2 separate regions of the Homo sapiens genome follow, and region 1 is linked to region 2. The links are chromatin loops, found by intact Hi-C in ENCODE. Cell type or tissue: PC-9. All regions are shown on one strand. Links, peaks and the distances in the headings refer to the core of each region. The heading gives the core; the rest is flanking DNA.

Region 1 (5,780 bases), core at 1-4,000, 190 kb before region 2:
TCTGTGCAGAAAAAAAATATCTGGAAGAGAGTAATCTATTATAAGATGTTGTCTGGGTTTGTCCCTGATGTTGGGCTACAAGTCTCTTTTTGGTCTTCATCTTAGTGCATTTATTTTAAGCTTCTTCTGTGCCAGATGCATACATTTGGAGTCTCTTTTACTCCTTACAATGAATCTGTGATGTGAGTACTAGGACTGTCCCCATTTCACAGATGACGACATTAAGGGTTTGAGAAGCACCTTGCCTGATGTTCCACAGCTAGTAATATAGGCAAATACCTACATTGCCAGATTGTCTACAATATGCATTTACTGTCTTGATAAAATTAGAAAAAAAACCCTGAAGTTAATTTTTAACAAAAGAAAGACGGAAGATCAGTAACCACCCTCAAGATGTAATGGTGTCATCCAAGATGGGGCCCTGGGCAGACAGGAGCTCCTGGATAGATTTGAGGATTCTAATGGGCCTGATTTTATGGGACGATGACCATCATAGGAGGCTGCGTGAATAGTGGTGCAGAGTGGGAACCGAGGAGAGTGACTGTCACGGTCCATGTGGGGCCAGTAGTACATCACACTCAGAGAGACCTTGACCCCTGGGGGCACTGACTACAGACCCTCAGCTCCACAAGGGACAGGACGTGTCTGCTGTGTGCTTGGCTGGATCCCCAGAACCCTGCAAAGCTCCAAAAGTAGGAGCTCAAGGAACATGAGTTAAGTGAGTGAATGAATGAATGAAATCAGAAGCCAGTGGCCAAGATGAGGAGGGATCTGGAGAAATGAGAAATAGTGCCTGCTGGGCGTGGTGGCTCACGCCTGTAATCCCAGCACTTTGGGAGGCCGAGGCAGGTGGATCACTTGAGGTCAGGAGCTCGAGACCACCCTGGCCAACATGGTGAAACCCCGTCTCTACTAAAAATACAAAAATTAGCTGAGCATGGTGGCACGTGCCTGTAATCCCAGCTACTCGGGAGGCTGAGGCAGAATAATTGCTTGAACCCAGGAGCCGAAGGTTGCAGTGAGCCAAGATGGTGTCACTGCCCTCCAGCCTGGGCGACAGAATGAGACTCCATCTCAAAAAAAAAAAAAATTAAATTAAAAATAAATAAATAAATGAGCAACGGTATGGGAACAACTGCTGGTGTCTCCCCACCAGCCCACTGCACTCTCTCAAATTCCCCCACTCGTGTTTCCTTCTTGGTTTGCAAAAAAACAAGAGCCCCTCCTGCCCTCTTCTGCTGAAGTTCCCCTTTGCATTTTCCAGACCTGGAGGAACCCTGAGAAACGATCTCACCTTACATTCTCAGTTGAGATTTAGCATTTTTTTTTTCAAACAATCTTTTCACTCTGATGAACAAAGAATTAGTCACTGGGGAAAACGGGAAGAGTGATAAAAATATGATGGAGCAGAACGCTGCCCCTGCCCCACCTTTCACCTTTCCACCAGCAGAACAATCAGGGTTGACATTTGGCAGCTCTAGCTGCTTTAGGTGTTGGGGGCCACCTACAATTTGAGTCAAACAGGAGATTCCTCCGCTTCTTCACACTTCACAAAGGTCTGGTCTGTCATGTGGAGAGGAGGTGCGATCTGTTCAGGGTCTCTCAGTGAACCAGGGGCAGGCCTGGGGCCGGGACCTGTGCTGCCTGCCTTGTGCACTTATTGGACAATCGTGGTTGGGTGCTATCTGTACATGAAGACAGAATTGAGGCAGAGAAGAGTGTAGTGGTAATCCCAGCACTTTGGAAGGCTGAGGTGGGAGGATCGATTTGAGGCTAGGAGTTTGAGACCAGCCTGGGCAACATGGTGAGACCTTACCTCTACAAACAAAATAAATAAATAAAAAATAGCCAGGAGTGGTGGCACAAGCCTGTAGTCTCAGCCACTCAGGAGGTTGAGGAGAGAGGATTGCTTGAGCCCAGGAGGTCAAGGCTGCAGTGAGCTATCACCTCGCCACTGCACTCCAGCTTGTGCAGCAGAGCAAGATCCCATCTCTAAAAAGAAAAAGAAAAAAGAGCAAAGCAGGCTCCAAAGCAGGTGGGAGATGTTTCTCTGAGAGGTGACCTCTGAGCTGGGGCCTGAGGAATGAGGAGCGGCAGGAAGGCTGGAGGAAATGCCCAGGGTGAAGGCCTGGAGGCTGGCTTGGTGTGAGCAAGGCAAAGAGTGAGAGGAGACGGGGTCAGATTGCTGGGCAGGGCCAGGACACACAGGGTCCTGAAGGCCATGGTAAAAGGTGAGCAGAGGGTTTTAAGCAAGGGGGAGACGTGACTGGATTCATGTCCTAAAAGGCCACTGGCTGCCGTGGGGCTGAGGCTGGAGTTCTGCCGAGGCTCTGCAAGTCCAGCCCCTGGCACATGGTTCTGATGGGACCCTGCCCTCCCTCCAGCCCTCTGGCATCTCTCCCAGGGAGAGCGCAGTGGGTGGGTCCATTGGCTGGGCCACAGGCCAAGGCCTCCTTGCATCAGGGAGATAGTGGATGGGGGTCAGGGAGCGCCTGCCCTCACTGCAGGGAGATGGGAACAGCAAATCCCTTCCCCGGCCTGGCTGGGGCCTGCCTGCCCTGCACGCTCCCAGTGACATCCCACTCCCGTTCCAGGCATCTGCCAAAGCAAGGCTGGCTGTGTTCTGCTTTGCTCAGCTTCCCTGTGACTTCAGTGTCATGCCATGTGAGGGGCCCAATGACCACAACTCACTGGGCATCCAGGTCAGGCCAGAGCCTGAACTAAGCACCTCTTATCAGCTCTGGCATATCACACCGGCCCCCCCAGGCTCAGACTCAACCAACGCTCAGGGACACGAAGTCACCTGCTGAGGGTCACACAGCCCATCATGGGTGCAGTGTAGGACACATCTCTGCAGGTCCCTCCTGCTCCACCCTAGGCTGTACCTCTCAGCCCTTGGGGATGCCCAACACTAGGTGAGAGGAAGAAAGGTGGGGGAAGGGTGTTCCAGCCAGTGGGAACAGCATATACCAAGTCCTGGGTGGACAGTGTATATATTTTTTTGTAATTGCGTTATTGAGATACAATTTACATACCATACAATTCACCCATTTGAAGTACAATTCAATGGTTTTTTTTTTTTTTTTTTTGAGACGGAGTCTCACTCTGTCACCCATGCTGGAGTGCAGTGGTGTGATCTCGGTTCACTGCAGCCTCTGCCCCCAAGGTTCAAGTGATTCTCCTGCCTCAGTCTCCCGAGTAGCTGGGATTACAGGTTCGTGCCACCACGCCCGGCTAATTTTTTGTATTTTTAGTAGAGATGGGGTTTCACCATGTTGGTCAGGCTGGTCTCGAACTCCTGACCTCAGGTGATCTACCGGCCTTGGCCTCCCAAAGTCTTGGGATTACAGGCGTGAGCCACCATGCCCGGCCTTAATGGTTTTTAGTATAGTCAAGAGTTGTGTAACCATCACTACTGTCAAATACCAAAACATTGTCATCACCCCCAAAAGAAATCCTATAATGTTAGCTATCACCCCCTACCCCCTGACAATCATTAATCCATTAATACTTTCTGTCTCTACAGATTTTCCTATTCTGGATATTTCAGATAAATGGAATCATACAATATGAGACCATTTGTGTCCGGCTTCTTTTTTTTGAGACAGGGTATTACTCTGTCACTCAGACTGGAGTGCAGTGGGACGATCATAGCTCACTGCAGCCTCGACTTCCCTGGCTCAGATCATTCTCCCACCTCAGCCTCCTGGGTTGCTGGGACTACAGGTGTGTGCCACCACACCCAGATCATTTTTTTGGTATGATTTGTAGAGATGAGGTTTTGCCATGTTGTCCAGGCTGGTCTTGAACTCTTGGGCTCAAGTGATCCCGCCTTGGCCTCCCAAAGTGCTGGGATTATAGGTGGGAACCTCCATGCCTGGCGGCATCTGGCTTCTTAGCACAATGTCTTCCAGGTTCATCCAATTTGTGGCATGTGTCAATGCCTCATTTCTTTTTATGGCTGAATAATATTCAATTATGATAGATATACCACATCTCGCTTATCCATTCACTTTCTGAATAATGCTGCTATGAACATTCATGTGCAAGCATTTGTGTGTTCACGTTTTCATTTTCTCGGGCATGACCCTAGGAGGGGCATGTCTGGGCCAAATAGGAATTCTATGTTTAACTCTTTGAGGAATTGACAGGCTTTTCTAATACAGGTTTTTTAAAAATAGTGAATATATAATATGTGTGCATCTGCATGTGCACTTGTATTTATATGTATGCGTTAAGTATGTGAACACAATTGTATATGTGTCTGTGTTAACTTGTCTTTCATGGCTGGGTGCAGTGGCTCACGCCTGTAATCCCAGCACTTTGGGAGGCTGAGGCAGGTGGATCATTTGAGCTCAGGAGTTCGAGACCAGCCTGGGCAACATGGTGAAACTCTATCTCTACAAAAAATTCAAAAATTAGCTGGCGTGTTGGCATATGCTTATAGTTCCAGCTACTGGTGAGGCTGAGGTGGGAGGATCGCTGGAGCCCAGGAGGGAGAGGTTGCAGTGAGCCGAGATTGTACCAGTGTACCCCAGCCTGGGCAACAGAGCCAGGCCCTGTCTCAAAAAAAAAAATATATATATATATATATATCTCCTTTGTAAGTAGTAGTTGTCATGATCTTGCTTCTCCCACACACAGGAAGCCGGGAAGGGCATTCCTGGCAGAAGGATCAGTGTGGACAAATGCTGGGAGCTAGGAGTGAGAAGTGGAAGGGAATTCTCGCTTTGGAAAGTGCTGGAAAGTGGCTGGGTCCACAGTAAGCCCCCACATTTGAGCTCATACATCTTCTTTCTGCCCGCAGCTTCTCATGCAAATCATATGCAAATCTCTCCCCTCCCATCAGCCCCGCGGCACTCAGAGGAGTGGGAAATATTCTCGATTGGGCCCTTCCCTTCATTAATTTCCAGGTCGTAGTACATTACTCACAGATAATTAAGAGTGAGCTATTAATACAACATTTAATATTCAAGTGCAGCGAAGAGGAGAGAATTGTAAGTCACAGAATCCAATACGACAAGAGATTGCGGTTTAGCGATGATATATATATATATATATATATATATATATATATATATATATATATATATTTTTTTTTTTTTTTTGCCTTCCAGATGCTCAGGACTATTTTTCGCTGAAATGTGGACCTGAGAACTTCATGTATTGATAGAACACGAATACACCTTAAATCACCAGCAAACCCATTTGAAGGGCCCAGGAGATATGGCTGGACAGTGACTACACCCGGAAGTGTAACCGTCTCCATGGGGCATGTCCGGATCGAGGAGGTGGCCTGCCTGTCCCTTGGCTGGCTGGGTACTGATGTGGGGGAGGTTGGGCAGAGGTAGAGACAAAGAAGGAAATGTGGAAATGTGATGGTTCCTGTCCACACCTGGGGTGGGAGGTGGGGTGGGGGATGGAGCAGCTGGATTCTGTTCATCCCCAAACTCCCCTTTATCCTGGCTGGAGGCTAAGGCAGCCTGGACTATCCTGATGCCCTTCCCTGTACGACCTTGAAAATAAGGACTCGGCCGGCCGCGATGGCTCATGCCCGTAATTCCAGCACTTTGGGAGGACCAGGGGGGCAGATCACCTGAGATCGAGAGTTGGAGACCAGCCTGGCCAACGTGGTGAAACCCCATCTGTACTAAAAATACAAAACTTAGCTGGGCGTGGTGGCGGACGCTTGTAATCCCAGCTACTTGGGAGGCTGAGGCAGGAGAATTGCTTGAACCCAGGAGCTGGAGGTTGCAATGAGCAGAGATCGAGCCATTGCA
Region 2 (8,000 bases), core at 2,054-6,053:
CTGCAAGGAGGGAGTCGGGGGGACTCCGCAAGGATGGCTCGGCCACCTGCTTGGTGTGGGCCTCTGGTTAAGCGCCTGAAACACACTCAGCCTCAGCTCCTCACCTGGAAACGGGGGCTTGTGACCACTGCTTCACACAATAATGGTGAGGCTTGAAAGAGGTGGAGGGGGTCAGTGTGCCTGACATGTAGTAAGTGCTCATTAAATGATGGGGGGAGGGAGAGGGAGAGAGAGAGAATTTTATTGACTTTATTTCAGCAGCATCAATTATCTTTTCCCGTACGTTCCACCCAAAGTCTAAAGAAGCAATGAGGATAAAAGGCTGAGAATTAGGGAACCTAAATTCCTGGCTGTCACCTTACGGCCTTGGGCCTCAGTTTGCCTCCCTGCTGTTTTCTTCTTCCTTCTTCCTCCCTCTCCTCCTCCCCACCGTCCTCCTCCTGGTCCATTGTGCCATGCACTTGGCAGTCAATACCAGGTTCTCGCCCTCCCCTCTGCCTTCCTGGGTGTTGCTCCAGGTGTGTCACAGGTGCTTAGACATAGTCATATGAGGCCCTGGACTCAAGTCAGGAGGACCTCCCCAGTCAGGGAGACACCTGGCCTCCGAGCAGTGCCCTTGTCTTCAACTTGGCATCTGTCAGGGGCTGGGACCATCCTATCCCTGGAAAATCTACCCACCCTCTAGGCAGAGTTCCCCAAGTAGAGGAATCCCCATTGCCTTCCTTTCTGGACCCCCTGATACAGCTGCAAAAAAAAAAAAAAAAAAAAATTTCCCATCCAAACCAATCCAAACCAAACCAATCCAAACCAAACCAAACCAAACCAAACCAATCCAAACCAAACCAAACCAAACCAAACCAAACCAAACCAAACCAAACCAAACCAATCCAAACCAAACCAAACCAATGCAAACCAAACCAAACCAAACCAAACCAACCCAAACCAAACCAAACCAATCCAAACCAAACCAAACCAAACCAATCCAAACCAAACCAATCCAAACCAAACCAAACCAAACCAAACCCATCCAAACCAAACCAATCCAAACCAAACCAAACCACACCAAACCAAACCAATCCAAACCAAACCAAACCAAACCAAACCAAACCAAACCAAACCAAACCAATCCAAACCAAACCAAACCAAACCAATCTGAACCAAACCGAACCGAACTGAACCAAACCAAACCAAAATGGCCCAACACCAAAAAAACAGTGACTGTTGCTTTGAATGCTGCCATTGTGTTGTGTATTTTGAAGCCACCTCTCAAGTGTTGTCTTCTTCTTTGCTGGAGCCACATTCCGACTTGGGACACTCCAACCATCCCCTGTTGATCTGAATGAGATGGAGTCTCACTCTGTTGCCCAGGCTGGACTGCAGTGGTGCGATCTCGGCTCACTGCAACCTCCACCTCCTGGGTTCAAGTGATTCTCCTGCCTCAGCCTTTCGAGTAGCTGGGATTACAGGCATGTGCCACCACGCCCGGCTGATTTTTTTTTTTTTTTGTATTTTTAGTAGAGATGGGGTTTCACTGTGTTAGCGAGGATGGTCTTGATCTCCTGACCTCGTGATCCACCCGCCTCGGCCTCCCAAAGTGCTGGGATTACAGGCATGAGAGACCGTGCCCGGCTGCTTGTGAGTTTAAAACTCATCCCTGCCCACAGGCAAGAGAGGGCACAGAGAGGCAGATGAAGCCCTTTGAGGATCAGGTCAAGGAGAAAGTGGCTCCTGGCATTGAATTCAACCCCAGGGGCTGGGTGGGTGTGTTTTCAAAAAAGCTCCTTCCCAGCACTCTTTATCTATATTTTTACCTGGCTTAGATTCAGCGCCTGGACCTTTGAGTTTTTCCCGATAGGTGCTGGGTCTCAGAGCTTCCCCCGGAGGGGCACTGTCTGCTGATGGAAGAAATGTGTGGAGCCCAGGTTAGCCATGATGTTGCCGAGGGCGGTGGACAGGCCTGAGGGCCATGGTCGCAGCTCTGAAGGGCAGCAGGGGTGGGACCACAGGGGGAGCTTTGGATGTGGGGACAGCCTGGGCTAGGATGGCAAAGACTGGTATGTCCAGGAGTCACACACCGGAGGTCCTGGGATGGCTGGACTCAGCCCCAGCCTCCCATTCAGAGGCCATCCTTGGCTCCTCTGGCTGCCTCATGAAAGACAGCCCCCAGCCCAGGCAGCATCTCCTCTCCCCTTCCCCCACCCCTAATTCCCCTGCCCCAGGTCAGCCGTTGTCTTTGCTCATCTCTGTTTTAAGAGGTGGCCTTCTAAGTGACCCTCCTGGGCCAGCTTCTGCCTTGCATCCACACGGCAGTGGAGGAAGTTTCAGAAACCTGATCCCACCACCCCTAGCTTACAGCCCTCCGGACTGTGTCTGTCGTCCCTGCTTCTGTCTGCTGTCTCTGACCTTCCCACGGGACAACGCCATGGGGCCTCGCCCCACCTCCCGTCTCAGGTGATTCACTGCTGACTTGGATGTGGCCAGCCTGACTCACATGCAGCCACAACCATGGAACATTCAGAGGCTCTGAAAATGTTCACTGAATTGAACAGAGGACTGGCCCAAAGTCCCAGAGGGACTTGGTGGCAGAATGAGGCCGAGAAGAGGGTGGGAGGGGAATGATTATGGAGCACATAAAGTGTGCTAGGCCCGGTCCACAACACGTGTGCACGCATTATCTTGTATCTTCGCATCAGCCTTGCGAGGGGGGACGATCCTGTCCCCACTTTGCGGAGGAAAACAATGAGGCTAAAAGGAAGTGAAATCTACAGCCCAGAAAAATAAAGCCGAGAGGAGGCAGGCGAGGGTTTGGACTCTGGGCCTGAGATCACACAGAGCAGGTTCTCTTAGATATAGATGCCAAAGACCTGGATCTCTGACCCTCTCTGCCTTTATCAGTGAGGCACTTACGTAAGCGAGGCCTCAACTGCCTCATTTGTAAGATGGGGGTAGCACTGGTGTGTGCAGGTCATGCTGCTAGCATACATGAGCATATGAACTACCCCCATATGCAAATGAGAATATTTGTACCCCCATATTACACATGTGAATGTAGCAGAGGCTGTTGGTGCCCACCCATTCCTCCTGGGCTCTCACCATCCCCATGTGGGCCCACTCCATGGCTTCCAACACAATGAAGTGCCAGGGAGTTAATGCCCCGGGCAGTACCCCTCAGCCCATGGCAGAGCCTACGGGGGCTGCAGGATAAACACCCCAGCTCCTTTGATCCTTGGGTGAGACAACTCCCAGCCATGTCCCATGTTGGCTCCCAGAGGAGAGACAGGGTTTCACTGTGTTAGCCAGGATGGTTTTGATCTCCTGACCTCGTGATTGGCCCACCTCCACCTCCTAAAGTGCCAGGATTACAGGTGTGAGCTGCTGTGCCGGGCCGCTTGTGAGTTTAAAACTCATTCCTGCTCGCAGGCGAGAGAGGGCACAGAGAGGCAGATGAAGCCCTTTGAGGAACAGGTCAAGGAGAAAGGGGTTCCTGGCATTCAATTCAACCCCAGGAACTGGGACATAGTCATATGAGGCCCTGGACTCAGGTGCCCCAGCTGCCCACATTGGAACCTTGCTTGCTAATGAAGCTTCCCTTCCGGGCTTCACTCCCTCACCCTCTCACCTCCCCACACACTGCAGTTCTTTTTGCAGGATGTGCTTTGGGGCAACCCACACCCCAATCAGGAAGGGAATTCTCCTTGAAGAATCCTTGAAACATGAAGCAAAGTTGTTCCTTCCTATATAACCCCTGTCCTTCCCCCCATCAGGGCGGGAAGTAGTTTGCATTTATCACCTCGAGGAGGGAATAATCAACTTCAAAAAGCAGAAGCTTGGATATAAACAACAGGCGGGGAAGAACCGGGGATGAGAGACCCCTCTCCCACCTCTGAACCAGAGACAGACTTCCCAGGAGGGGCAGGCAGAGGAAGGCACAGAAGGAGGCTGCGTGTCACAGTCGCTCTAAGAGGCCAGGTGAACGGCAGGTGGGATCAGAACTTAGCTAGTGAGGCTACGGTGCTGCAAGTTCAGTTACAGGAAACTAACATTCATGTCCTGCATACTTGAGTTCGGGCCAATAGATTCTTGGTATTATCCGGAGAGAGGCTTCTTTTTCTGACTCATTTACAAAGAACTCCCTCCATCTGCGCCCCCAGCCTCCTTCTCCCTGAGCTTCTCCCACCTGGCCCTGAGTCATCTCACTCCTTCCAGCCTGAAGCCCTGAGGATATTTTCCATCGGAGGAGCCCAGCCCACTTAGGGAAGAGATACCTGAGGGAGCACCTGGCTTGGGGGTTGGTGTTGTCTGCAGACAGGAAGAGGCACCCCGTGTTGGGACTGGCCCCAGGTGAAGAGGAGGGGGGAGAGGGCTGGGCAGGTAAAGCAGGCCCCAATGCCTGGGAGTTAGAGACAGGCTGCAAGGGAGCTGAAGGAAGCACTCTTTTCTGGAGCCTGTCCCATCACACCCTGCTGTGTGTCCCTGGGGAAGTCACGTGGCCTCTCTGGGCTCCATCTCTGCAGAGTGAAGGGCTTCAAGCTGGTCTTGAGTCTCCCATTTTGAACACTCTTTGATGCTGGAGTAGCTGGGCTTTCCAGCATCATCAGGAGACTTGTGGTTTTTCAGCTGGGCACAGTGGCTCATGCTTGTAATCCCAGCACTTTGGGAGGCCAAGGTGGGTGGATCACCTGAGGTCACGAGTTTCAGACCAGCCTGGCCAACATGGTGAAACCCTGTCTCTACTAAAAATAAAAAATTAGCCGGGTGTGGTGGCACACGTCTGTAGTCCCAGCTACTCAGGAGGGTGAGACAGGAGAATCACTTGAACCTGGGAGACAGAGGATGCAGAGCGCCAAGATCCGCACCATTGCACTCCAGCCTGGGCGAGACAGAGTGAGACTCCGTCTCAAGAAAAAAAAAAAAAAGAGAGAGACTTGTGGTTTTTCTCTTTGTCTCTCCCTTCCTCTGCCCTCCCTCCTGCTGTTCGTTCATTCATTCCTTCCCACTCCATGTCTAGCCTTGCACAGTATGCTACGGACACAATGATGAGCAAACCCATCCCTACCTTAGAAGCCTAGTCTGGCAGAAGACAGACGTTTCACAGCCAGTTACAACAGAAGGCAGTGACGGGCATGTTATTCACAGCTAGCATCTCTTCTGGAGCCCCACCTTTGTGCCAGCCCCGGGCATACCTGACTCCACTGAATTCCCAGAACCTTCCAAGGCCCAGGTTCCTTAGTCATCTTCATTTTCCAGGTGAAGAAACTGAGAAGCGGGAGGTGAGGGCCAGGGGCCCATAGCTAGGAAGAAACAGATGGGTTTGCCAGACTCAAGGCCCATTCTTAGAATCACCCAGTTTACTTCATCTCAGAACAGTAGCAAGCCAAGGGGGAATTCCAGGAGCTGAGAGAGAGAGGGCATGTAACCCAACCTTGCTGGAAAAGGCAAGATCTGTCCAAGGAACCCAAATCTCTCCTAGTCCATCATTTCACCCTCTCCCTACCAAGACCCGGCTGTGGGTGGGGGATGGAGTTAACATTTGCCACAATAATGGAGCAGTAACACTAGCTAATATTCATTGATGATTAATCTCATTAGCTGTGACTGGTTGGTTTCAGTCAAGGGCTTGATTCTGACCAATCATTGTAGCCGGAGGAATGGACTCAGCTGATTGGCCAGTTGTAGGGGCTGTGCCTAACTAAGTCCCTGAGCTGGTGGGTGGGTCCCGTGCCACCCAATCCACATTAAGAGCCAGGGAGGGCAGTGCAAGTCAAGGTGCTCTTAGCAGAGGAGGTAAGAATAGCAGATATCCCTTAATCCAGCATTTAGGCAAATCAACCCATTAATCCCCCCAGCAACCCTGAGGCACAGAGAAGCTAAGAGACTCACCCAAGGGTCACACAGCTTGTGAACCACAGTGCTGAACCCTGAAAGTCTGGCTTCTAAGTCCATACTTTTTATCTGCAGTACTACACTGCCTCTTAGAATAATGCCTGAAGATGAAATCAATAGATCCTGTTTGGAGTTGAAATGAGGGAGGAAGGGGAGAGGAAGAGGAAGTGATGATGTTTTACATTCACCAACCTCCTCCTATGATTTAGACAGCTCCCCCTAACCTGACTGTTGACATTAGACAGCAAAGATGGCTAAGCCAGGCTGACACCTGAAGTTCGACGTTGTTTCTGTAGTTACCAGTGGTGACGTCACCATGGAGGCTGCAGAAACCTCATCATCACACCAACTGCAGCCCCAGCTGCCTCTTGTCACTTCCACACGGGGGACCCATTTTGGGCAATGTCTGTGGCAAGTTTAAGTGCCTTCTTTTTTAAATTAATTATTTTTATTTATAATTGACACTTTCAAGTGTCTTCCTGAGGACACTTCTTAGGGAAGGACCTTGGGGTCAACAGCCCAGGCTTCTTGACGAGGCCTGTGTGTGGGTGCGGTGGGGGTGGTGGTTTAGAATCTACCAATCTGCCATCATTATCACTCTTTATCCTCCTGAGAAGGTTTCTCTCTCTTTAATGTTTCTAATTTCATTGTTGCTCAAATATCCAGTAAGATGTCCCCAAGCTAGCACTTCTACATCAAAATATTATTTCGGTGGCCTTGGTTAAGCACATTCTGGAAATAAATCCCGAGCCAAACTTTCTTGTTCCTTTCCCTTCCTGCATTTCTTCTCTCCCTCTCCTTCCAACCATCTGGCCTTAAACAAGTCTGTATTATACATTTAACTGTTTGTCAGGCCCCATGTTAACATCCCAGGGAAACTGAATGAATAGGACTTATCTCTGCCTTCAAGAAGCTGCCCGTCTTTTTTTTGTTTGTTTGTTTTTTAAAAAAGACATGGTCTCACTCTGTCGCCTCTATCACCCAGACTAGAGTGAGGTGGCACGATCATAGCTCACTTCAGCTTCAAACTCCCAGGTTCAAATGATCCTCCTGCCTCACCCTCCCAAGTAGCTGGTATTACAGGCATGCACCACCATGGCCAGCTAATTTCTTCATTTTTTGTAGAGATGGGGTCTCACTGTGTTGCCCAGCTGGTCTTGAACTCCTGGGCTCAAGCGATCCTCCCACCTGAGCCTCCCAAAGTGGCTCATTACATGTGTGAGCCACTGCATCTGGCTGAAGCTTTCCATCTTTTAGGGGATATAGATGAACACTTATTATGTAGTGGGGGCCCTGGAGGGCCGGAGGAGGAGGATGTCATCCCTGCTTGGGGGAGTTTTCCAGGCAGATGTCCAGAGGTGGAGGGAGGGAGGAGAAGGCATCCTAGGCAGAGGGCACAATATAGGCAAAGGCAGAGAGGCATGGAGTAGTCTAAGTTCATGAACGATTGTGGTTTGGTTGTGCATATGGGGAGCTGTAGAGGATGAGACAGGAGGCATAGCCAGGGCTCAGGCAGACCACTGAGAGCTTTGTCATGGTAGAGGAAGGGCACATGAATGGTCCAGGGCCAAGAGAGCACTGGACTAGGAGTCCGGAGACAAGGTCTAGGCTCTGCCATTGTTTTGAAGTTGACTTGGTGAGTCATGGCTCCTCTCTCAGTCTTGGTCTTTTCATCTGTAAAAGCAGAGGCTTCTTCTCTTGGTCTTTGAGGTGCTTTTTGATTCACACATCTGATGCATTTCTGGGATGTTATTTTTCTTGTCCTTCCCAGAATCTCTCCCCAAATCCACAATCCTGCAAAGATCTTGACCACCCAACCCCCCAGACGTCACCCGATTCAGAGCTAAAAGGATCTTTCTGTTCCTGGTCGGTCTGTTTGTCATAGCTTTGAGGGGGCGCTCCTGGGGTGTCACTGCACACTACCTCATTGATTTCGATTTTATTTTAACAGCCTTGGTGTAATTATGAAAGCCTGCTGTAATTATCAAAACACAACTCCAAGTATTTCATTGTTAAAATACCCCTATGGTCTATTATTAATTCATTAGATAAATTTGGATTATATCACTCAATAATTAATGTGCAGACCTGAATCCGGGGAATTTGGCCACTGTGAG

Evidence for each region. A loop is a pair of places that touch in the nucleus more often than their neighbours do. Peaks named below come from ENCODE experiments on the same cell type or tissue, not always from the same donor. Only the 100,000 strongest peaks of a DNase experiment are listed, where the experiment ranks them.
Region 1: it touches region 2 in a loop (19-fold over the local background); 1 of 110 quality-filtered maps calls a loop at or near these places.

Annotation. Positions count from the first base shown.
Region 1 is chr22:27,659,587-27,665,366 of GRCh38, reverse strand. No RefSeq gene overlaps it. Among named protein-coding and RNA genes, the nearest start is that of CPMER, 52 kb to the left of the region's middle. In PC-9, for the core only: no CTCF peak of the experiment used is centred there; DNase peaks (open chromatin) are centred at 1,386 and 2,116; H3K27ac peaks cover 3,372 bases.
Region 2 is chr22:27,471,358-27,479,357 of GRCh38, reverse strand. No RefSeq gene overlaps it. Among named protein-coding and RNA genes, the nearest start is that of LINC02554, 160 kb to the right of the region's middle. RefSeq lists enhancers at 3,501-4,223, 3,609-4,808, 4,224-4,945. In PC-9, for the core only: no CTCF peak of the experiment used is centred there; DNase peaks (open chromatin) are centred at 2,447, 4,187, 5,147, 5,647 and 1 weaker place; H3K4me3 peaks cover 3,193 bases; H3K27ac peaks cover 4,000 bases.